Regions from separate parts of the Homo sapiens genome. Here all the other regions are linked to region 3. Evidence: chromatin loops called from intact Hi-C (ENCODE). Cell type or tissue: dorsolateral prefrontal cortex. All regions are shown on one strand. Links, peaks and the distances in the headings refer to the core of each region. The heading gives the core; the rest is flanking DNA. Region 1 overlaps APAF1 (apoptotic peptidase activating factor 1). Region 2 overlaps ANKS1B (ankyrin repeat and sterile alpha motif domain containing 1B). Region 3 overlaps ANKS1B (ankyrin repeat and sterile alpha motif domain containing 1B).

Region 1 (8,552 bases), core at 1,397-6,396, 170 kb before region 3:
TCACAGAACTTTTATCTCTATCATTGTATCTTCTATTGTAGGACTTTTTGGGTTTGTTGTTGTATTTCTCATTTTCTTTGCTAAACTCTTAAGTTTCTTTATGCTAGATCCTTGTTTGATTCCTATTTGCCTTGCATATAGGTACTAAATAGACATTTATTAAATAAGTTAATTTGAAGTCAAGTATTAATAAAGCTCTAAATACAGTTGCTTTTAGTAATTAAGAAATGTCCTTTACATAGACATAGCATAAAAATAAACTTCTGTGTACCTCTGTGTCTCAGATACGTTTGTATGCATATTTTGTGCTAGTTACTCATGTTATTTCATTCCCCCCACCCCTTTCCTTATGTCTGAGGAGCTCCTCCTGAAGCTCCACATGAAAAACAATGCCTTCTCACTTCCGTCATTTTGAGGATTGCGATGGGGGATAGCTGAGATATTTGAAGCTTGGGAACTCTTGTGTTTTGGTTTGAAGCTGCTTTGATCAACTGGCCTTCCCAGGCCAGCTTCAGTGGGGCCAGGATCTGTAGACTTCCCCAGCTTGTAGGTTCAGAAATCTGTGACTATGTAATTAGGATAATTTTCTCAGGAAAATTTAATCAGATGGTGAGCTCACTGGCATATTGTGTGTTTTTTTTTTTCTATCTTCTGGTATAATTAACTGTTCTCCAAGCAACTGAAGAAAACAAATTTTATTTAGGAGGAAAAGTATTTTATTTTGCCCCTAGTCAATTTACATAACCGCAGCTTCTGTCTGTAAAATGTGGACACCACAGTCTTCTCTCTTATTCCTCTCTGTTTTACTGAAATGCCATGTGAGTAAAAGACTTTAGACAAGAGAATGTACACTCTCTCCACCCCTCCAATGAGATAGGATCGGGGGAGGATTATAACAGACTTATTTCTTTGATATTCAGGTATGGAATTGGCAATTGGACAAATGTATCTTTCTACGAGGCCATCAGGAAACAGTGAAAGACTTTAGACTCTTGAAAAATTCAAGACTGCTTTCTTGGTCATTTGATGGAACAGTGAAGGTAATTTAAAGTATAAATTTGTTTTTTGAAAAAGTATTCTCATATTGCAATGATTATATTGAGACAGTCAAAAGCCACTGTGAGGCTAATTACTTACTTAAAAATTTTTAATTTTTCTCATGCTTGTTTTCTGTTAATTGCAGTCACCTACATCTGCTGTGTTTAATGAGCATTTATACTGTTAGTCACATTTAAAGTAAAGGGGTCAGAACAGCCAGTGTATTAAAACTCTTGTTTTATAGACCTGTCTTGTAGCTGATTATGCTTTTTAATATAAAATGTTCTTAAAAGTGTCAACCTCCAAGTGTTTTTTTTTTTTTTTTAAGGTATGGAATATTATTACTGGAAATAAAGAAAAAGACTTTGTCTGTCACCAGGGTACAGTACTTTCTTGTGACATTTCTCACGATGCTACCAAGTTTTCATCTACCTCTGCTGACAAGACTGCAAAGGTAGGTCAATCAATTGAAACCATGCATAAAACTTTGGTAGTGGTTATGTATAATGAGTTCAAATAATATATGCAAAAGGACATAACAGTTGCTCTCTACATGTCTGTTTCATATTTTGTGATCTTTTGGAGGATGCCCATTGGCATTTAGTTGGTATCAAATGAATGAAATGAAATACATTGAGGACTTCTGATTTCTCCCTTATGGATTACTTTTTGTCTATAACTAATCAAATGCAACCTCTACTGCATATTGTAGGCAATAAAAATCATTGAAAAGCATTTACATTTAATTATACACTGACAATACAATTTTAATATAATTAATGTAATATAATTGACGTGTGTCTAAAATCACATTCTGGTGAATGATGCTGCTTGGTGGGGGACCTCAAGTACTCTCTTCTCTCCTTTTTTCTCCTTCTACCAGTCTTTCCAAACTATAAACCTTGGAATTGTCAGGGCTGTATCCTGTCTTTTGTGCTCTGTTGATGACTCTTTAGTGCATCTTAGAGTTATCTTCTCCTCTTTGTCACCACCCTGAAGAGCATGCTTTCCTCCTCCTCCACTGGTGAACTGTCCCAGCATCCTGCCTCTGGTCTGCACCTCTTCCACTTTATCTTCCATACCACTGCCTGTGTCCCTTGTTGAAACACCTATTACCTAACGGTTTATAGGCCAACCACTTAGCTCCTCACCATCTTTTTCTGCTATATTGTTTCCTCTGTGCCAGCCTACTTTCCAACTTCATCTTTTTGTGCATGCTGCTAACTTTGGTTTGATAAACCTTCTACTCTTTTACCTTGAAGCATTATGACTCATCTTTCTAGACCTAGATTTGATGGCAGCTCTTCTGAAGCGTTTCCTGACCCTCAAGCAAGGTTAGCTGCTCTACCTCCAGTGTTTCTATTACATTTTATTCATTTGTTAGAACATTTACTTCATACAACTGTTCACTAACTGTTCGTGAGCCTGTCTTTGTGATTAAACTATAAACTTTTCAAGGATAGTGACTGTAGCTAGTTTATCTTCTTGTACCACTAGTTCTTAGCTCACAGCGCTTGGAACTTGGTAGTTTTCAGTATGTGGTTGCTAAATGATGTTGACAAAACCATGAGACAATATTGAAAGAAAAAAAAAATAGCATTTGGCTGCCAAGAAGTAGGCTAGTATAGTGACTAACATTTAAAGATTACTTGTCACATGCTAGTAATTTCACTCTCTATAATCTCATTTAATCTTCACATCATAGGTACAATTGTCCTCATTTTACAGATGCCGTGTCTGAAGCTATAGAAGCTTATATGAGTTGTCCTAGTCACAAGAATCTAGTGAACAGTGGAGCTAGCACTCACATTCAGGTCTGCTTCACTCCACAGACTGCTCTTAGCTGATTCAGTGTTCTTCTGTCTAGGTCTAAATTAAGGAAGGAGTGACATTGATCCTTGAGCTGAATTTAACTTGAGTAAATAAAGGGAAACTCAGAAAAATTAACAAGGTTGCATGCTGGAACTTGGGCATCTCATGACAGTTTATGAATTGCCAGATATTAGAATGTCCATGTGATTGAATTTATGGCTGAATAGCAATCAAGGCAGATGCTTATTTTGAGTGTTTATAGCATTGCTAAACAATCCTAATTGCCTTCCAGATCTGGAGTTTTGATCTCCTTTTGCCACTTCATGAATTGAGGGGCCACAACGGCTGTGTGCGCTGCTCTGCCTTCTCTGTGGACAGTACCCTGCTGGCAACGGGAGATGACAATGGAGAAATCAGGGTAGGCTGTTTGCTGACATGAGAGCACTGCTCTTCTTGTAGCTTGGGCTAGCACTGTTCACAGTGGGGACCTTTGTTCACGGGCCAGGGAAGCATAGTCCTGAAGTTGTGGTTGGATGAGGCATTCTTTTTGTTTCTTGTGCACATTGTATTCACAGCTGCACTCCACTGCAGAAACGGATTCATTTTAGAGTTAGAGTGAAGCATTCCCTGTATATGTGAGGAAGCAAGTGCTCTAGTCATTTGTAGTTCATTCTCTGCCATTAGCTTGAGAATGATTCATCTTAATTCTTGGACTTGAACCAAAGGTTTTTGGTAGCAGAATTTGAGGAAAATAATTTTGTAAATTATGGTCTGGATTATAAATGAATTGCAAATTCTGCTTTTTCTGTGCTGAAAGAAAAGATCTCTTTAGCACTATACCCATTTGATAGCCATTTCCAGTGTGGTTTGTTGCAGTCCTCTGTGGACTGCCTGCCTGTTAAACAGTGCAGAGGTTCACATTTCCGTCATTGTGGGGCAGCGAAGGGCTCCTAATTGAGTCACAGTCTGCATGCTAGGCCAGTTTTTATTACCCTGCAGTGCTTAAGATATACATACAAACCATGCCAATTTTATTTAGAAAACAATCTATTTTTTTTAGATATATAATTTTGACTTTTAGAAAACAATCTTTTTAGGAGGCTTAGAATGTTGTTCTCTGTGTCTGTGGAAATATAGTACCATATGGAAAGAATTGCATGCTGAAAGATTAGAAATTATGGAAAAGGAGTCAGTTGACCTAGTTGTGTCAGAAGAATTGGGGAGCCGATTGGAAAAGTTTGGGTATTGGGATGACTACTTTGGTAACCAGTGTAGATGAGGAAGATGGGGTTTTCCCCCTTTCATTACAAAGGAGGATCTAAAACTCCAGGAACAGGTATATAGTGCAGAAGACTAGGAGAGTATACAGTTTGCAGGAACAGAGGTGTTATCAGATGGGCTTTCCAGGGAAATTAAGATTCTTCTTCTTGAGGACTAAGTAACCAACCTTCTCTCTACCAGTCACATAAATGTGTGTCAGCTGAAGTGGCAGGGCTGCTTTGGAAATGTTCATTTTGCTCTGAGTTCGCGTCTTTGGATGAAAGTGCTCCTTTCCCAGTTATGAGGCGGTGTTTCATTTTTCAACCACTGCAGGAAAAAGTTGTCTCCATTAAAATTGTGTTATTTTAAAAATTTTTGTTGGTACATTAAAAAAATTTTTTTCTCCCTGATTATTCAGAATATAGGAAAGTTACTGATTTTTGTTTGTATATGTACTACCTTACTGAACTGTTTCTAATGAGTTTTTCCATTCGGTTCTCTTGGATTTTCTAGGGAGAGATTTACAAATGATTGTTTAATTTTCTTTTACCATTTATGCCTCTGTTTCTTTTTCTTATTCTGGTGTACCTTTATTTGAAAAATTAGAGCACTGCTTATATATTAAATGCCACTGGAAATAAATGGCAATATTAGTATCTGTGTTAGGGTTGTTTATAATAAAGTCTAGTAAAATAATTTTAGAATACATATATATGGACATATATATGTTTTAAAACCAGAGAAGCTTCTGGATAACTCTGTTAATGAATTGTGTATCATGTTTATGTAGATATGGAATGTCTCAAACGGTGAGCTTCTTCATTTGTGTGCTCCGCTTTCAGAAGAAGGAGCTGCTACCCATGGAGGCTGGGTGACTGACCTTTGCTTTTCTCCAGATGGCAAAATGCTTATCTCTGCTGGAGGATATATTAAGGTAAGAGTTCCCCAAGAACTGTGAAAGAAAATAATAGCCTATATCATACTTTCCAAGCTATTTTCACTTCCTGTTTCTCAGTTGGGCCTTTTACAACCCAGCAGAGTAAAAAGGCTGCTACTCCGGAGGCTAAGGTGGGAGGATCGCTGGAGTCTGTGAGGTCAAGGCTGCTTTGAGCCATGCTTGCGCCACTTCACTCCACCCTGGGTGACAGAGCGACATCCTGTCTCAAAAAAAAAAAAAAAAATCTGGCAGTAAAATGAGTTTAGTAACTAAAGAAAAGAACAGAAAAAAATATTGAAAACAAAAAAGAACCAGAAAAAACTTTAAAAAATAATTAAAAGCCAGGCACGGTGGCTCACGCCTGTAATCCTAGCACTTTGGGAGGCCAAGGTGGGCGGATCACCTGAGGTCAGGAGTTTGAGACCAGCCTGGCCAACATGGCGAAACCCTGTCTCTACTAAAAATACAAAAAATAGCCGGGCGTGGTGGCATATGCCTGTAATCCCAGCTACTTGGGAGGCTGAGGCAGGAGAATCGCTTGAACCCGGGAGGTGAAGGTTGCAGTGAGCCGAGATCACACCATTGCACTGCAGCCTAGGCAACAAGAGCAAAACTCTGTCTCAAAAAAGAAAATAAATAAATAAATAAATTAATTAATTAATTAATTAAAAAAATAAATAAAAAGGAAAAGAAAAAAAAAGGCAGTTACTATTATCCCCATTTTGTAGTGATGAAACTGAGATCCACAAGACTGCTTTCCTCAGATCTTGGGGAAGCTTTGGTGACAGTGGCAGGGATGCCCTCAATCCAGAGCTGTCATACTGCCTCATACTAAACTTGGGGCATTAGAATGACTAGCAAGTTGGGTGTTTAACTTAGTTCTGTTTTCCATGTCATTCACAATTAACTATGTTGGTTGAAAATCTTTAAAAAAACATATTTTTGAAATTTCTTCAGTAATAATAATAGCAGCAGTATATGGCTTTATAGTTTACAAAACGCTTCACTCCCCTCATCTTACTAGCCAGCTTTTTGAGGCTTAAATTTCATTCTTGGTTTACAGATGAGGAAAATGATTTTCTATGGAGGTTATAACTTTCCTAAAGTTACATAATTAGTGCCGGGTGTGGTGACTCACACCTGTAATCCCAGCACTTTGGGAGGCCAAGGCGGGCAGATCACTTGAGGTCAGAAGTTGAAGACCAGCCTGGCCAACATGGCAAAACGCCATCTCTGCTAAAAAATACAAAAATTAGCTGGGTTTTGTGGCGGGCACCTGTAGTCCCAGCTACTTGGGAGGCTGAGAGGTGAGACTCACTTGAACCCCGGGGGAGCAGAAGTTGCAGTCAGCTAAGGTCACACCACTGTACTCCAGCCTGGGCAACAGAGCGAGACTATCTCAAAAACAAACAAACAAAAAAACCAAAAATAAAGTTACATAATTAGTAAATAGAAAAGCCAGGACTCAAACCCAGGTCTCTGCCTCTGCTTTCTCTAGCTAATTGGCTTTTTAAAACTTACTAGTGATTGAGGCCGCAATTTGAATGTGTTGTGGTGCTTCAGGGTCATATTTTTGGTGTTTTTTTGATGTATCTTTTATCTATCCACTCAAAAAGACTGTGTTGAATGTCCAGTGTGTGCTAAGCTACTGCTCTGTGGCACAATGTTTATGGCTTGGTTCCTGCCTTTCAGCAGCTTACAGTCTATGGGGGAAGCAGGTGGTAAACCAATAAAGTCCCTAAAGTTTAGAAGGGGTCTGGGACATGCTTTCATGAGGGAGGTGGAAGCACAAAGGAGAGGAGTGACCAGACCAACCTCAGAGAGTTAGCAGAGGCTTCACCTGGAGGGGAATGCTTGAAGTGAGTCTTTTGAATAGCAGTTTACTTGTAAAAGTGGTAGAAGATGATACTCTATATCAGCGGTCCCCAGCCTTTTTGGCACTAGGGACTGGTTTCCTTGGAAGACAATTTTTCCACAGATGGGGTGGTGGTAGGAAGTGGGGAGCGGGGAATGGTTTCAGGATTAAACTGTTCCACCTCAGATCATCAGCATTAGATTCTCGTAAGGAGTGCACAAGCTAGATCCCTCGCATGTGCAGTTCACAGCAGGGCTCTTGCTCCTGTGAGAAACTAATGCCACCACTGATCTCTCAGGAGACAAAGCTCAGGTGGTAATGTTCACTCACCAGCCGCTCACCTTCTGCTCTGCGGATGGGTTCCTAAAAGGCCACAGACCAGTACCGGTCCATGGCCCAGGGACTGGGGACTCCTCTATATTGGGCTGATCACTTGGACATTCTGAAAGCTTTTTCATTCAAAATTGATTCCTAATAAGATCTTATGATACTGTTATTTCTTACTGAAAACATTCAAGTGTAGGAGATGATTCTCATTAATTGTCTAAGGCAGGATAAGTGTTTGGAAATATTTGAATGACTGGTGTTTTGGTTACATGAGACCCACACAGCTGCAATTTTACCACCATAAGAATCTAGCTTATAAAAAAGATAAATTAGAGGACAGTTTTTAGCTTTATGAAAGGATGTACTAAGGGGTACAAAAATACAGATAAACAAAAGGAGTAATTTCTAGTATTTGATAATACAGTAGGGAAATTATAGTTAACAATTTATTGTATATTTCAAAATAGCTAGAAGAATTATAATGTTCCCAACACAAAGAAAAGATAAATATTTGAGGTGGATATCCCAATTATCCTAATTTGATCATTACACATTGTATCACATGTACCCCCAAAATATGTACAACTTAATTATCAATAAAAATTTTTTTAAAAAAGAAAGGATGTATGTTATCCCTTTACAAGGTTTCATTGAAAACACAATTCTGTTTACAAAATGTTGCATTAACCTACATCTTTATTCAGTTATTAGGAGATCCTGAGAAATGACCACCAATTGTTCTCCTTTAGTGTAAAGATAAACTAGAACTCAGTCTGCTCTGGGGATGATGCTTAGAGGAGAGTCATTGCTGTCTGTGTTGGAAGCTGGGGAGTCTTCGGCTATATTAGCTGCTGACAAATTTAACTGCTCAGCTTTGACACCAAGTTTCTAGAGACCACATCATTTGATTCTCTGGCCTCCACAGAATTCCATCACATAATTGAGAGTCTGGTTTATAAGATGTTACAAAGATCAGTGACCATATTTGCAGAGTTCTTGGGGAACCTTGAAATAAAGCAGCAGAATAGGTTTACATAGTATAGATGTTATGTCTGAAGGGTGAAAGAACTTCTAGCCTATGTATTTAGTTTGTATATTTAAATGACAATCAGGCTGCCTTTGCCTTCTGGTTTGATTACTAGCTTATTCAACTGATTATGATATAGCCCAGCCTGCATCTACCCAGCATGTTAATGAGACTATCCAAAAGCACAGAGCAAATTAAAAGTAAAAAGGAACAGCTGCTGTAGTGTCCAAGAAAATAGGCCTTTTGAGCCTGTTTACTTTAGAATCCAAGCTGTATAAATTGAGTGCCAGTAAGAT
Region 2 (5,000 bases), core at 1-5,000, 140 kb before region 3:
TTCAAAATAACTAGAAGAATTGTAATTTCTCAATACAAAAGAAAAATATTTGAGGAGATGGATATCTCAATTACTGATATGATCATTACATATTGTATACATGTGTCAAAATATCACATAGCAATAAAAAACAGTCCCAGAGGTAAGGGAAAATGGTCGTTGAGGGGTTGGGGTCAGTTTGCAGGGTGGGGAGCGGGAAGGCAGACAGCTAAGGGTGAGGAGGTGAGCAGGGACCCAGTCAGGCTAAGCCTTGAGACAAATCCTAAAATGGTTTCGTCCCTGTGCGTACAAATACAACGGGACACTCCTGGGGCGGGGCCGGGCTGTCCGCTCTCAGGAACGGCCCTCAGGTGGATCTACACCATGGCTGCCTCTTCCTTTGGTGTTTCCAGGTCTGCCTGCCCTGTCCTAGCTGCCTGCTCTTCTCAGAGCCTGAGGTTGTGGGAAGGCCTCTCCCATTTCTCTGGCACCATGAGCTTTGCAGCTGCCTTCTACCGTGCCTTGACTGTATCTCCATAAAGCTGTGGGGAGGACCTCACGTGTTCTTAGGGATCACTGAATATTTCTTACCAAGAAATGCCTGGGGCTGAAGGAACTAGAATACTAATGCCTGTCGAGGGGGACTGATCTTGAAGCACATAAATAACATCAGTATTATTCACTGTATATTTTCCTATTTCCCTTGAAGGCATCTGGATGAATATTCTATGAGCTCTTATGCCACCCAACCCTTTGTGCTCTTCTGGAAGAAGCCTGTGGGGACCAGGGTAAGGTCAGATAGAGGCACCTGCTGTGAACAGATTTATTCAGCCCACATGAGAATGAATACAATAGTCTAAGAGATAATCTCTAAAACATTCTGCAAATTCCTGGACACTTAGCAGCCTAATCAATCTCAAAGATATGCTTGTGAAATCCATCCACAGGCCCTCATTTTGTCATCCACAGATATTCACTGAACACCTGCTATGGGCCTGGTTCCGGTGGTGACAACACAGGTGGGGTCCCTGTGTGCATGAAACTTACATTTTTTTTTTTGAGACGGAGTCCTGCTCTGTCGCCCAGGCTGGAGTGCAGTGGCTCAATCTCTGCTCGCTGCAAGCTCCGCCTCCCGGGTGCAAGCCATTCTCCTGCCTCAGCCTCCCTAGTAGCTGGGACTACAGGCACCCACCACCACGCCCAGCTAACTTTTTTTTTTTTTTGTATTTTTAGTAGAGACGGGGTTTCACCGTGTTAGCCAGGAGAATCTCGATCTCCTGACCTCGTGATCTGCCCGCTTCGGACTCCCAAAGTGCTGGGATTACAGGCGTGAGCCACCGTGCCCGGCCCAAAACTTAGATTTTTGTGGAGGAAGATAGACAATAAGCCATCAGTAAAAAACCCTCAATTAATAAATGCTACACAGAATTAAAAGCAGATGACATGCTTGAAGGTGACTGGGTATCTATGTCAGATTGGGTGGTTAGGACATCCGCCTCTTCAAGTAGCCGAGACCTGAATGACAAGATGAAGTCAGCCATGCAGAAACCGGGGGAGGATATTCCAGGTGTGGGGAGCAGGTGGCATAAAGGCCTCAGGTAGGAGTGAGCATTACATAGTCAAGGAATGGGAAGAGCTGAGCATCACAGAGGACTGTGGTGGGAAACTGCATTCTGGGTACTTGGGGCAGAGGGTGCCATGACTGATCTCTGCTGTGTGGGGAGGGGAGTCTCAAGGAGCTATACTGCATAGGCCTGGGGCGAGGTGGCAGTGGCCCCGACTGGAAGAGAGATGGAGGAAGTGGGGAAGAGTGGACAGGATTGAGATATATTTTAGGGGTAGGGTGGATGGGATTTGCTCATGGGCTGGATACAGAGGTAAGGGGAAGACAGGGATCCAGGCTGACTTGTAGACTTTGGGCTTGAGTTGCATGGTGAGTGGCTGTGGGGTGGGGAAGTTGGTGAGAGAAGAGCTTTGAGGGGAAAATCAGGAATTGTGTCCTGGACATGCTAAGTTTCAGATGTCTGTGAAGCATCAAGGTGGAAATGTGAAAGAAGCTGGCCACGTGAGTCTGGAATTGGGGGGTGCCCAGGGCTGGAGATACAGAACTGGGAGCCAGTGTGTTGGGTTGGGTCAGTGCTGAATGGGAGGACCAGGGGCTCAGAGCGTGGCATCGGAAGAAAGACTTCAGAGGAGATACAGCTCCTGGGGATGGCTGGTAATGAGTGATGGACACAGGAGCGAATGGCCGGGGCTGGAGGGAAAGATCCCGAAAGTAAACTGTCAGGGAACTGTGAGACCAGATGCTGGAGGGGTCAATCCTGTGGATGTTGATGGTGCCAAGAAGGGTGACAGGGGTAGGCCCCCAAAAGAAGACTGAAAACAAGAACTGCATGTTCACAAAGGGAGGTGCCTCCCTGCAAATGTTAAAAATGCCTGCTGCTGTTCCCCATGACAGTGGAGGTGGGGGCTGGTGAGAAGGAGGAGAGACAGTTCCAGATGGAAGGATTCGGGGGCGTGAGAGCAATGCATTCTGGGGGAGTCCCAGGGTTTCTAGGATGCAATACGGCAGCCGGGGCAGAAACCAGATGGGAGGCTGGTTGGGAATCTTCCAGCTTTTGAATATTGCTACTACCAGAGGAGGCCGCTTTGAAGTCATGCAAGCCTGTTGGGACAGGATGTCTGCAGAGCCTGTGGGAGGGAAGGGGAAGAAATTCCTGGAGGAAGGCAGATGCTGAGAAGGAGGGGCTGCACCTTCTGAACAGGCACCATGCCGCAGGAAGCCTCAGCTGCGGGAGACAAAGCACGCAGGCCATGGCGCAGGCCTTGCATATAGCAGGGCAGCCTGTGCATCCAGCTTCCTCTAGCTGGGGACCGAGGACATCATCACTGTGTACCTCTGCAAACCTCTCTGGAGGCCAGGGGCTTGTAGGAGGCTTTGCCCTCTGATGGGATGGCAGCTGAAGCCCCAGGGAACACTGCTCCCAAGCTTTCCTGAATCTTTAGGTAAGATTCACCAAGAACAGCAGTACCTGCTGCTGAGACCCTTCATAGGGTTGCTGCAGGTGACTGAGAAAGTGGATTTCTCTGGAGGCTCCAGGTTGAGGGAGATGGTGCCCAAGACTTGGTGGGAACCAGGCAGAGGTGATGATGGACACATGCCAGGAGGAGGCCAAGGGAAAGGATGAAGAAGAGGCCCTGGGTTCTAATGGCACCCACACCACACAAGGGCCTGGTTAGCAGCCCCTTTTCCTCCTGTTCAAGGTTTTTTAGAACATCTGTATCGTTTCTACTTACCACGGACTTGCGAATGCTAACGCGGGGCTTGGGGATGGGTTTGGAGGGTTTGTTTTCAAAGCTTTCTGGAAGTGTGGAGGAGTGTCCCCCTTTTCTTGCTTGTAGTGCTAGCTGGTAAGCGACTTCGAATGCCTGTCCCAGGGTTAGGATGATTTCATAGGCTAAATTCTGCAAGAAAAATGAGAAAGCATTTGCTACTGGCACACTGCAAATTAGAATGGGTCGAATGGCTGAGGAACACTGAGGGAGGTGAACTAGGGAGGAACTTGAACTACTTCACCAGAGGCAGCAGCGATTCGGTGGAAATCTACAAAGAACAGGACACTCCGGGTCCAACTTAGGGTTTACACCAGGCTTTAGTCATTTGTGAAAAGAAAAATCTTGGGACCTCAAATCACTAAGACAAACGAAAAAGTCAGCTGGGAACTGTGTTGGGCAAACCTGCCTTGCATTCTATTCCTAAATAAGATAGCTACAAAGATAAAAAAGCTACATACCTCCCTCACAATTTGCCCAAAAGGAAATTTCCTGTGGACAAAAGACAGAGCTCAAAGTCATGCCTCTGCTCATGTGAGATAAATGCATATCAGATTGCTTCCCCTGTCCTGTTGTTTCCCTAAGCCAGACTAAGGCATAAGTGACTATTCCTGTAAATTGTGTATTCAGTGAAAGGCTGATCTTCAGAAACTCAAAATAATTCAACTGTTTGTCTCTTATCTACCTATGGCCTGGAAGCCCCCTTCCCATTTCTAGTTGTCCTGCCTTTCCAGACCAAACCAACGTACTTCTTACACATACTGATTGATGTCTCATGCCTCCCTAAAATGTATAAAGCCAAGCTGTGCCCTGACCACCTTGGGCACATGGTCTCAGGACCTCCCAAGGCTGTGTCACGGGTGCATTTTTTTTCTTTTTTTTTTTTAGATGGAGTCTCACTCTTGTCACCCAGGCTGGAGTGCAGTGGCACAATCTTGGCTCACTGCAACCTCCACCTCCCGGGTTCAAGCGATTCTCTTGCCTCAGCCTCCCGAGTAGCTGGGACTACAGGCACGTGCCACCACGCCCAGCTGATTTTTGTATTTTTAGTAGAGACGGGGTTTCACTATGTTGGCCAGGCTGGTCTCATATTCCTGACCTCATGATCCACCCGCCTCAGCCTCCCAAAGTGCTGGGATTGCAGGAGTGAGCCACCACGCCTGGTCCACGGGTGCATCTTTAAGCTTGGCAAAATAAATTGACTGAGACTTGTCTCAGATATTTTTGGTTTACACACTGATAGGGCACTCTTGCTTACAGATCCCCAGTTAGCCCCAGGAGGAGCAGGCCCCACAGCCCAGTGGCCCCAGGAGCCCACACCATTCAAAGCTCTCCCTGTGGGCAGTTGGTTTGTCCCCAAGGCCTTGGAAGGTAAGGGGTTACTACTGGTATTTCTGCTGAGTCCTGGGAGCACTTCAACCTTGCCTGTGAGGATGATCCCACACACTCCACAGGAGGTGTTCCTGAGAAGTTTGGGTCTTTTTACCTCAAACATCTGTGATTCAGTGAACATCTACGAAACACAATCAAAATCTAATTTAGGCCTAGAGGAGAGGCATTAGTCATGCTGGTGTGGCGGCTCACAGTCGCAGCAGTGAGCACGCAAACAGTGCTCCAACAGAGCCAATTCCCCAGCTATTTCTTGAGGCTTTTGCTCTCCCTGTGGGTCCACTCTATATTTTATCATG
Region 3 (8,552 bases), core at 1,591-6,590:
CTTGTTGCAGTTACAACTACGTGCAAGTCATTCTCAAGCCTTAACTAAAACCAAAAACAGATAATAAAACATATAGTTACAAACATTATTCTAATTGAACTATACTTTGAAAATGACTGAATGCTCAAATATTCTTAAAATACAATGTTCTCTTGCCAAGAAAAGAGTGTTGGTCTTAAAATGGCCACAAAACCTAGCCCCGTCCCATGTTACTAGAGCTACAGAATCAAGCACCCTCCAAATATATGGCCAAGCAGCCTTGGAGGCACCTAATGAGTCCAACGCAGTCTTCCCATGTGTCTCAGAGGCTGCTGTCTGTAGTGACAGAGGTGATAGAATATGGTAAAGTTGCGTATCTAGGAAAATCTCAATGTAGTCCCTGATTTCCCAGAGAATGTTCTTGTGGCTTATCCTCTGAGGTTAGTAGTTTCAGTTTAGTACATTAATTCCAAACACTAAAGAGATGAATCCATTCAAGTCATTTACAGAAAAATTGTTTTGAGATTTACCCAAAAAACAAACACACTATAAAGAATTTAGTAACAGAGAAGATTAGAACTTGCACTTTTGCTTCTGCTGGTTCAAGTTTTGTTCTGATATTCTCTGCATTTCCTATTTCCATATGAGAAAACCACCAGTACATCTTTGCTGTGTGAATACCAACACTGAGAAATATTGGCCAAACATAAAGATTTTTAGAGAATTAATTTTTGATATTCATCTAAACAAGCCAATATATTCTCACAATTTTTTAAAGAAAAAAAAAAGAACTCAGCTTAATCATATATTTGACTTCTAAAAAATCATCTCATGATTCCATGAAGATAGAGAAAAAATCAGATGAACAGGAATGGTTTTCATTTCACACTGGAATTATAAGAAAGGTTAATTTTTGCATAAAAATTACATCTACATAAAAATAATTTCTGGAACAATGCATTATTGACAGTTATGTGGGAAGATAAATGCATTCACGTAAATGTTCTTTCTCAAGCAAATTACTAAATATATTGACAGCACTGCACTTTGAAAACAACCATTTTAAGGCAACCAAATACATATACAAGAGTAAAAACATTACATATAATAGCCAATGTAATGTTTCACTCAATGCATATTCACTCAAATATGCATACTTTTTTTCAGTTTATTGATATATACTGCTATTAAATTAAATAGCAAACACTTATGCTTTGTTGTTGGCTATTGCCCACAGAAGGAAAAAAATGGGTAGTCAACTGGAGCCTATTCACACTTCTGTTAATTACTGGTGGTCCATGGAAGATGTTATAGTTTGATTACTAGCACTTGTAAATATTAACCAAGTCTAAGTTACTGCTATAAAATCCAAAATGTGTAAAAACCAAACACACCTATACAAATACAAATGTTTTACTCATGATCGTTAATGACTTTAATCAAGCAGATCTTCTAATTAATTTTGCTAATTGTTCATTCCTCTCAGGACATTTATTGGTTTGATGGATATTACTATGACATATGTTGATGCCAGCATCTGGTCAGAAATGAGGGCATCAATAAACTCTCCTTGGTGTTTCTACAGAATGTGCCAATGCTATAAACACTGTCAATGCCACAGCATTTATTTCAATATAAGATTTTGAGAACATGTCTGCCTTTCATTTAGAGAAAGGATAAACCTACTTCGAAACACACGGTGCTCAAATATGCTTATTCAATGAATGGTGCAATGAGAATGGCTTGATAACAAACTGGAAAACATCTGCCAACATTTAAAATAGAATAATAACATCATAAACGATTATTAGGAATGGCTTCCCCCACAATGTACTCTGTCAATTTATACCCTATTTCGAATATGTAGACTAACTTTAAACAAATATAGTACCGCTATCTTAAAGGAAGTGATCCCCTAAACATTTCTGACCAAAGGTAATCATATGCAGTAAATTAATAGACAAGAAATGCATCAGAATTCGATTCATGTATAGAAATTTGGCTAAACTTGCAAACTTTTATGTTGTTAGTAACTATTCAGAGATTATCACTTTAAACTGCTGACAAATAAGTGCACTTATGCAGTTTTATTTTTAAAAACTAGTTATCCCAAAATATCATATTAAATAATACACCATGCTGTATCTATATTTCAAAATTATTTTAATGGAGATTTGATCTCCAGGTAGAGGCAAAACACTGTTTTCTCCTTCTGGCCCCCATTAGGGAAACTGTAACAGTATGGTTGTCTCCCGTTTCTACACATGAATCTATTGTCACTCTACTGTCATGGCTTAAGAAAAAAATATTGCTTCTACTCAAGGTGCCAAACTGCACCAAGCAAAGTAACTCCAATGCAGTAACATTAAGTTTGGCAACTGCAGGACAAGGTTTCCATCCTTGAACAAGGAGCACTGATACTTCACTATTTTGCCCCCCAACATCATATTTCCCCCTGCATTCTGAAGGTTTTTTTAAAAAATATTTGTAACAATGTTTTTGTATGACACTGGCATCAAGTCTCCCAGGCAGCATGCATCTGTTTTAATTTCATTTGTATTCGTTACTCCTTTCTTCTCTATCTGAGTCCAAGAGAATCACTGCTAACACACCCAGCACTACTCAGGATAGACAACGACAGAATGAAACACTTCTGAGGAAGCCTTTCCGGTGGCATAATGCCAGCACTACTCATTATAGCCTATTTTATCACAGAGCCGTCAACATTACGGACTCGAATAACCCAGATACCAGCGGCATCCCCTTGCACGAGCTCATCTGCGGAGTACAAGGAATACAGATTTGGAAGAAACCTCTGAGAGGTTTTCTAATCTTTCCTCTCTTCCTTCTGACTTCTAACTTTAACGTGAGCCCACCCCAAAGAAGAGAACTAGACTCTCTTAGTAACTTGTGCAAACCTTCAGAAAAGTCTTAGGTTGTACCTAAATTCCTCATGTTGCCATTCCAACACTATTTCCTGTAGTTTTCCCTTTCCAGATGCAGGAGTCCACAGAGCAAGTATCCTTATAAGTGTCTAAGAATCATCAAGCAATTCCAAAGTTCCCGTGTCTCTAATCTACTGATCCAACGTGCCCGGCGCACATAAGCAGCACCGCGACTGAATTTCAAGTCTTCTCAAACTCACACCTCAGTTGCTCAGAGAGGAGAAATGCAGCGAGGACTCGCCTTCCTGGCCAGTCTCTGAAAACGCGAAACCTTCCTGAGCTGTCCATTTGTTTTAGGGGCTGTTTATAAACGGCTGGTTTTCTTGGAGGAAAAATAAACAAATAAATACGGGGCGATGGCAGCATCCTGATAAACACAGGACCTTGTTTGGCTTTTGGCAAGTTGTAACCTGGAGTAAAATCACATCCAAGTTACAAGCACGCAAATTGGAATTTCGCTGGAAACACTGACCCGACCTTCACCGAAGCAGCAAATCGCAGTCTCTGCTGCTCTGCTCCTGCTCTCCAAGGCTTAACATTGGAAAGTCCATGCCCACGTCCCCCTCTAATTAATCAATGTAGAAAGAAATACGAGGGAAGAGAGAGGGAGCACACTCCACACCAACCTTGCCAGCTTCTATTCTTCCTGCTATTCCTTAAAGGCGATGCACAGCGCACCTGGAAATTACGTGGACTTGGCATGGCTTTTTAATATTAAAGACAAACGACCTTTGGAAAATATACACTGTTAAAGTCAAACCATTTGGAGAGACACCCAGCAATTTACCTCCTCAAACTCCTCGGAACCCCAAGAATGAGGAAAGGAAATGGAAAATGCGCTTAACCCGGGGGTGGTGGGGGAATCGATAACCAGAACAGGTTTGAAAAAAAAAGCCCCCCTCCCGCCCCCTCCGTAGAGACCGCTAGCTGAGGCTGCAACACCTGCCCCGGCAAAGCGTCTCCGCAGCCTTCCCGGCTTGCCCGACTCGGCTTCCTCCGCCTCTGCCCCGGCTGCGGCACCACTTCTTGGAGCCACGTCTCGGCGAGCGGGGGCCGCGGAGCGAGGGGGCCGCTGTGCCGCTACTCACCCGAGCCGCTCGGGCTGGCCGCGAGCCGGGATCCGCGAGGGCTGGCGGGCTCTGGCCCCCGAGGACGCAGACATGTGGCTTGAACCTCCGCTCCCCTAGCCGTTGCCTCTGTGCATCTTTCTGGGCGCCCCCAGCGAATGCGAGCGGCGAGGCGAGGGCGAGCGCGCCGAGGAAGGGCGGGAGAGGCGCGGAGCTTGGCCGCGCCGCGCTGCGCCGAGCGCCGGGCTCTCCCCGCGAGCTCCCCGGGCCCGCGCGCGCGCCCCCCACTGCCCCCGCCCCCCGCGCGGCGCGTGCCCCCCACCCCCCGCCGCGCGCCCTCGCACCCGCCCGGCTCCACGCGGCGCGCGCCTGCCCTGGCGGCAGCGGCGGCGGCGGCGGCGCGTCCTCCCCCGAACGCCGTCTCCAGGGCTGCTGGCTGCGCTCTCCATTGTTCCGCGGCTGCTGCCCGGGGTGGGCGGCGAGGCGGGGGGGAGGTGTCGGCTTGGCCGCCGGGGAGGGCTTACCGCTCGGGCGGACCCTCACTGCGAGAGCGATGCGGGCCCAGGCGCGGCGCGCGGGGGCTGCAGGGCGCCTAGCACTGGGGGTTGCCGGCGCGCGGGGGCCTCCTCCTGGCTCCCAGGCACTCGCTGCTGCTGGGCGCCCCTCGCATCCTCGGTTACTATGGATATCTCGCTCCTCCGCCGCCCCCTCCGCGCACTCCGGGAGGCCGCCGGGGCGGTAGCAGCGGCGCGGCTCCGCGGGTGCCCAGGTGACCGGCTCGGCAGCGGCAGAGCAGTGGCAGCAGCCGCCACTGCCGCTGTTACTGCGGTCGCCGCCGCTGGAGAGAGGAGGACGAGGAGGGCAAGGGGCAGAAGCAGGTCCTGCTCTGTCTGCCCCAGAGGCCACCTCGGGTTTCTTCTCACTAACCAAGCGACTTCGTGTTTACCTCGCAGGAGACGCCTCGGCAGTCCTCAACTTGTGTGCGCCGGTGGCCCTCTCCTGTGGGACTTGCGTTCCAGCTGTTCTCAGAGCGGGTATGATCGGCCTCCAGTAGACTTGGAGGGTCACGGGTGAGATTTTGATAAGGTTCAAATACTCCTCACTCCTGCCTCCGGTTTCCACCAAAGTTACCATTGTACTACTACCAACAGTTGTGGAAATTTACTTTGGCAAAGGTTTTGTGTTTTTGTTTGTTTGTTTTTCCCCCCAAAAATTATGCCAATTAAATCCGACCTTAAATGACAAGGCTTTTCTCTCATGTTTAAAATCCCATTTTTTTCCCCTTGCCATAAATAAATAAAAATAACTTGTGGCTTACAGGCTGCTTAATACCACAACATTTTAATGAGCATGTCAGGTAACCCACAGGCTTCAGTTCTTTGTTGCTTACAAGTTCCATCCGTAAGTGTGAGTTGCTCACTTAGTCTGGGGTAACAACCGCAGATTCCCACAGAGAAGAATCAGTGTCTTAAAACAAGGTAATACCAACCCAATGGTCTATGAATAGGTTGGAATGGCGGTACTTTAAGTAAAAGTATAAAGAAATGGTTAACATTATGAGGAACTTCCAGCAGTACTAATAATCAACCCTGTTGTTCAGGAGACATTCACTTGCTAAACTTTAAGGCTAGGCATTTACTGCCTTGAAAGCAAAGCAAATGAAGATTTTGACCAACTGCAACATTCAGGCTCTAAAATAGAAATATGAATGAATTATTAAATAATAGGTAACATTTACTGAGCACTTACGATTTTCCAGGCATCTGTGCATTATCTCATTTAATTCTTACAACTCTATGAAGGTTTCATTATATTATCCTCACTTTACAGATTAAAAAAAAGGCTTAGATCTGCAACTGGTAGTTTTGGAAGAACATTCTTTTCCTTAAACAGGAAACTCTAAATGCCCTCTGTTTTGTCCACCTTTGTGCCACTGTCTGCTTCTGTGAGGGTCAGGATAATAGTATACCTGAAACCGCCCTTTTAGCAAGCGGCAGGGCCAGGACATAAGCTCAGACTAGATGTCTAATTCACTTGCTATACATGTAACATGTAAAATAAAAAAGACCTGCATCTTGACTGGTGTACTCTTTGATAAATGGGACCTGATTACTTGATGGAGGCATGTTTGACTATCTTTGTTTATGACATTAGCAAACTTTCAATGGGTTTGGAAGTGAGGCTATTTAGTTCTGTGTCTTACTCTGCAATCCAGACACCTGTGACTTGAGGTAAAGTAAGTGTTTTCTTGGTTTCCCAATCATGAGAGTGACCGAAGAATGACATTTTCCAGGTCATCATTCTCTTGTGGATATTGTTCTCTGATAACAATATTGGGCAATCTCAAAGAGCTGTCATTTCTTGGCAGTGAACTACAGGCTATTTGGAAAGGAGGTGTAAATCACTTTTTCATCATGTCCAGTCCTCTGCACTCTAGAGTCATTTGGGATGTTTTGTGTCTGCACTACCTCTAGAGAATGATGGAAATCTAATTCTCTGTCAGCTTTTCTACCTGGCTAGTGAAAATGCTTCTTGGGAGAGCTGGGAGGGGAAGTCGCTGTCCATGGTGGTCGTTACTGAAGCCCCATTCAGCAAAATCGGTTCATACTCTAAATACTGGAATCCTGCTTAATTAAACTAAGGAGCTTCTGCACAGCAAAATAATAAACAGAGTAAACAGACAACCTTCAGAATGGGAGAAAATATTTGCTAGCTATGCATCTGAAAAAGGACTAATATCCATAATCGATAAGGAACTCCAATCAACAAGAAAAAAAAAAGCATTAAAAACCGGGCAAAGGACATGAGCAGACATTTCTCAAACGAAGACATACAAGTGGCCAACAAACACATGAAAAATGCTCACCATTGCTAATCATCAGAGAAATGGAAATTAACAGCACAATGAGATAGTCTCACACCAGTCAGAATGACTATTATTAAAAAGTCAAAAAATAACAGATGTTGGTGAGGTTGCCGAGAAAAGGGAATGCTTATACACAATTGGTGGGAATGTAAATTAGCACAACCCCTGTGGAAAATAGTATAGGGATTTCTCAAAGAGCTATAAACAGAACTACCATTCGACCCAGCAATCCCAATACTGGGTATCTACTCAAAGGAAAATAAATTGTTATATCAAGAAGACACCTGCACTTGTATGTTTATTGCAGCACTATTCACAGTAGAAAAGATATGGAATCAACCTGTGTCTATCAGTGAATGCTTGGGTAAAGAAAATGTAAATATACACCATGGGATACTATGCAGCCATAAAAAAGAATGAAATCATGTCTTTTGCAGCAACACGGATGGAGCTTGAAGCCATTATCCTAAGTGAAATAAAACCAGAAAATCAGTACCACATGTTCTCATTTACAAGTGGGAACTAAACAATAGGTACAAATGGACATACAGAGGGAAACAGTAGACACTGGGAACTCCAAAAGCAGGGAGGATGGGAGGGGACTGAAACTGAAAAATTACCTATTAGGTATAATGTCCACTCTTTGGGGGATGAGTACACTAGAAACCCAACCTCACCGTTATACAACATATCCATGTAACAAACCTGCATCTATAAAAATAAAAATAAAAAATAAACAGCTGTTAATTTTGCAAAATAAGTAAATATTACAGTCTGGAAATTAACTTCATCATGGCACTAATGAAATTTGGTGATATTCTCCAGTACTGTATATTAAAACATAAAGATCTTATCAGTATAATCTACTGGTTGGAGTAAAAACATTAAATAATTCACAGGAGAATGACTTTTTACTCTATGGCACTAAAATAGCCCCTATTCATTGTCAAATTTTAGATATTTTTAGGTACCAGAACAGCATAAAGGGGATAAATCATTTCCTGAAACCCTCTCACCTTACAGCAAAGAAAATAGCTACCTATAGAGGTTAACCACCATAATTAGAAGCAGGCGTAAAACCATGAATTCTTGCCACAGAATCACTTATCATGATTCTGTGATGCACCAGGATATTGAATGTCAGAATCATTCTTTCTTCAGTAATTTCATTTTTTTGCTTAAAAACAATTTCCAATTTATGTCATTTGAAAAACAGATAATATATAGTCTGATGTAATATGTAGCTCATGTTCATTTATGTGGAGTGTATCTAAATCTTATAATATTCTAGCTGTATTAAGTAATATTGTTTCCTGCAAAGTGAGACAGTAGAAAAAACTCTTATGGTACCAATTTCTGACCACTGTAACCCAGTGAAAAGCAAAGCATTAATTTCATTACAGGTCATCAAGAATGCAACCGTCAACATAAACTGCTTATTTAAGAGCAGCCATTTTCTATCAGAAAGGACTAATATTAAAATTCCCCACTTTCCTATATTCTCCCTTTGTATTAAAAAATTATCCAGGGGACCATGTTGAATATTCCAGTCTCAAAAATCCAAAGATGGTGGTAATTTTTCTAAGAGATATGTAAGGCCCTTTGTAAGATTTAGAGGAATAGGATTTTAAGAGTTTATTCATTTGTTTAGTAGTAGTATAATGCAATAGTTAATCTCCTGACTTTGGAATAAGA

Evidence for each region. Peaks named below come from ENCODE experiments on the same cell type or tissue, not always from the same donor. Only the 100,000 strongest peaks of a DNase experiment are listed, where the experiment ranks them.
Region 1: it touches region 3 in a loop (2.9-fold over the local background); 3 of 110 quality-filtered maps call a loop at or near these places.
Region 2: it touches region 3 in a loop (3-fold over the local background); 6 of 110 quality-filtered maps call a loop at or near these places.

The regions. Positions count from the first base shown.
Region 1 is chr12:98,722,273-98,730,824 of GRCh38, forward strand. It overlaps APAF1 (apoptotic peptidase activating factor 1), which reads left to right. Exons shown (of 27, transcript NM_181861.2): 23 at 921-1,040; 24 at 1,367-1,492; 25 at 3,143-3,268; 26 at 4,901-5,044. Among named protein-coding and RNA genes, the nearest start is that of APAF1, 81 kb to the left of the region's middle. In dorsolateral prefrontal cortex, for the core only: CTCF peaks have their summits at 3,745 and 3,952; DNase peaks (open chromatin) are centred at 3,319 and 3,780; H3K4me3 peaks cover 977 bases; H3K27ac peaks cover 3,525 bases.
Region 2 is chr12:98,748,079-98,753,078 of GRCh38, forward strand. It overlaps ANKS1B (ankyrin repeat and sterile alpha motif domain containing 1B), which reads right to left. Exons shown (of 27, transcript NM_001352186.2): 26 at 3,277-3,444. Among named protein-coding and RNA genes, the nearest start is that of APAF1, 110 kb to the left of the region's middle. In dorsolateral prefrontal cortex, for the core only: no CTCF peak of the experiment used is centred there; a DNase peak (open chromatin) is centred at 2,583; H3K27ac peaks cover 5,000 bases.
Region 3 is chr12:98,890,618-98,899,169 of GRCh38, forward strand. All of the region lies in intron 17 of ANKS1B (ankyrin repeat and sterile alpha motif domain containing 1B), which reads right to left. Among named protein-coding and RNA genes, the nearest start is that of APAF1, 250 kb to the left of the region's middle. RefSeq lists an enhancer at 3,952-4,451. In dorsolateral prefrontal cortex, for the core only: CTCF peaks have their summits at 4,667 and 4,876; DNase peaks (open chromatin) are centred at 2,672, 3,111, 4,124 and 4,634; H3K4me3 peaks cover 4,090 bases; H3K27ac peaks cover 4,621 bases; H3K27me3 peaks cover 599 bases.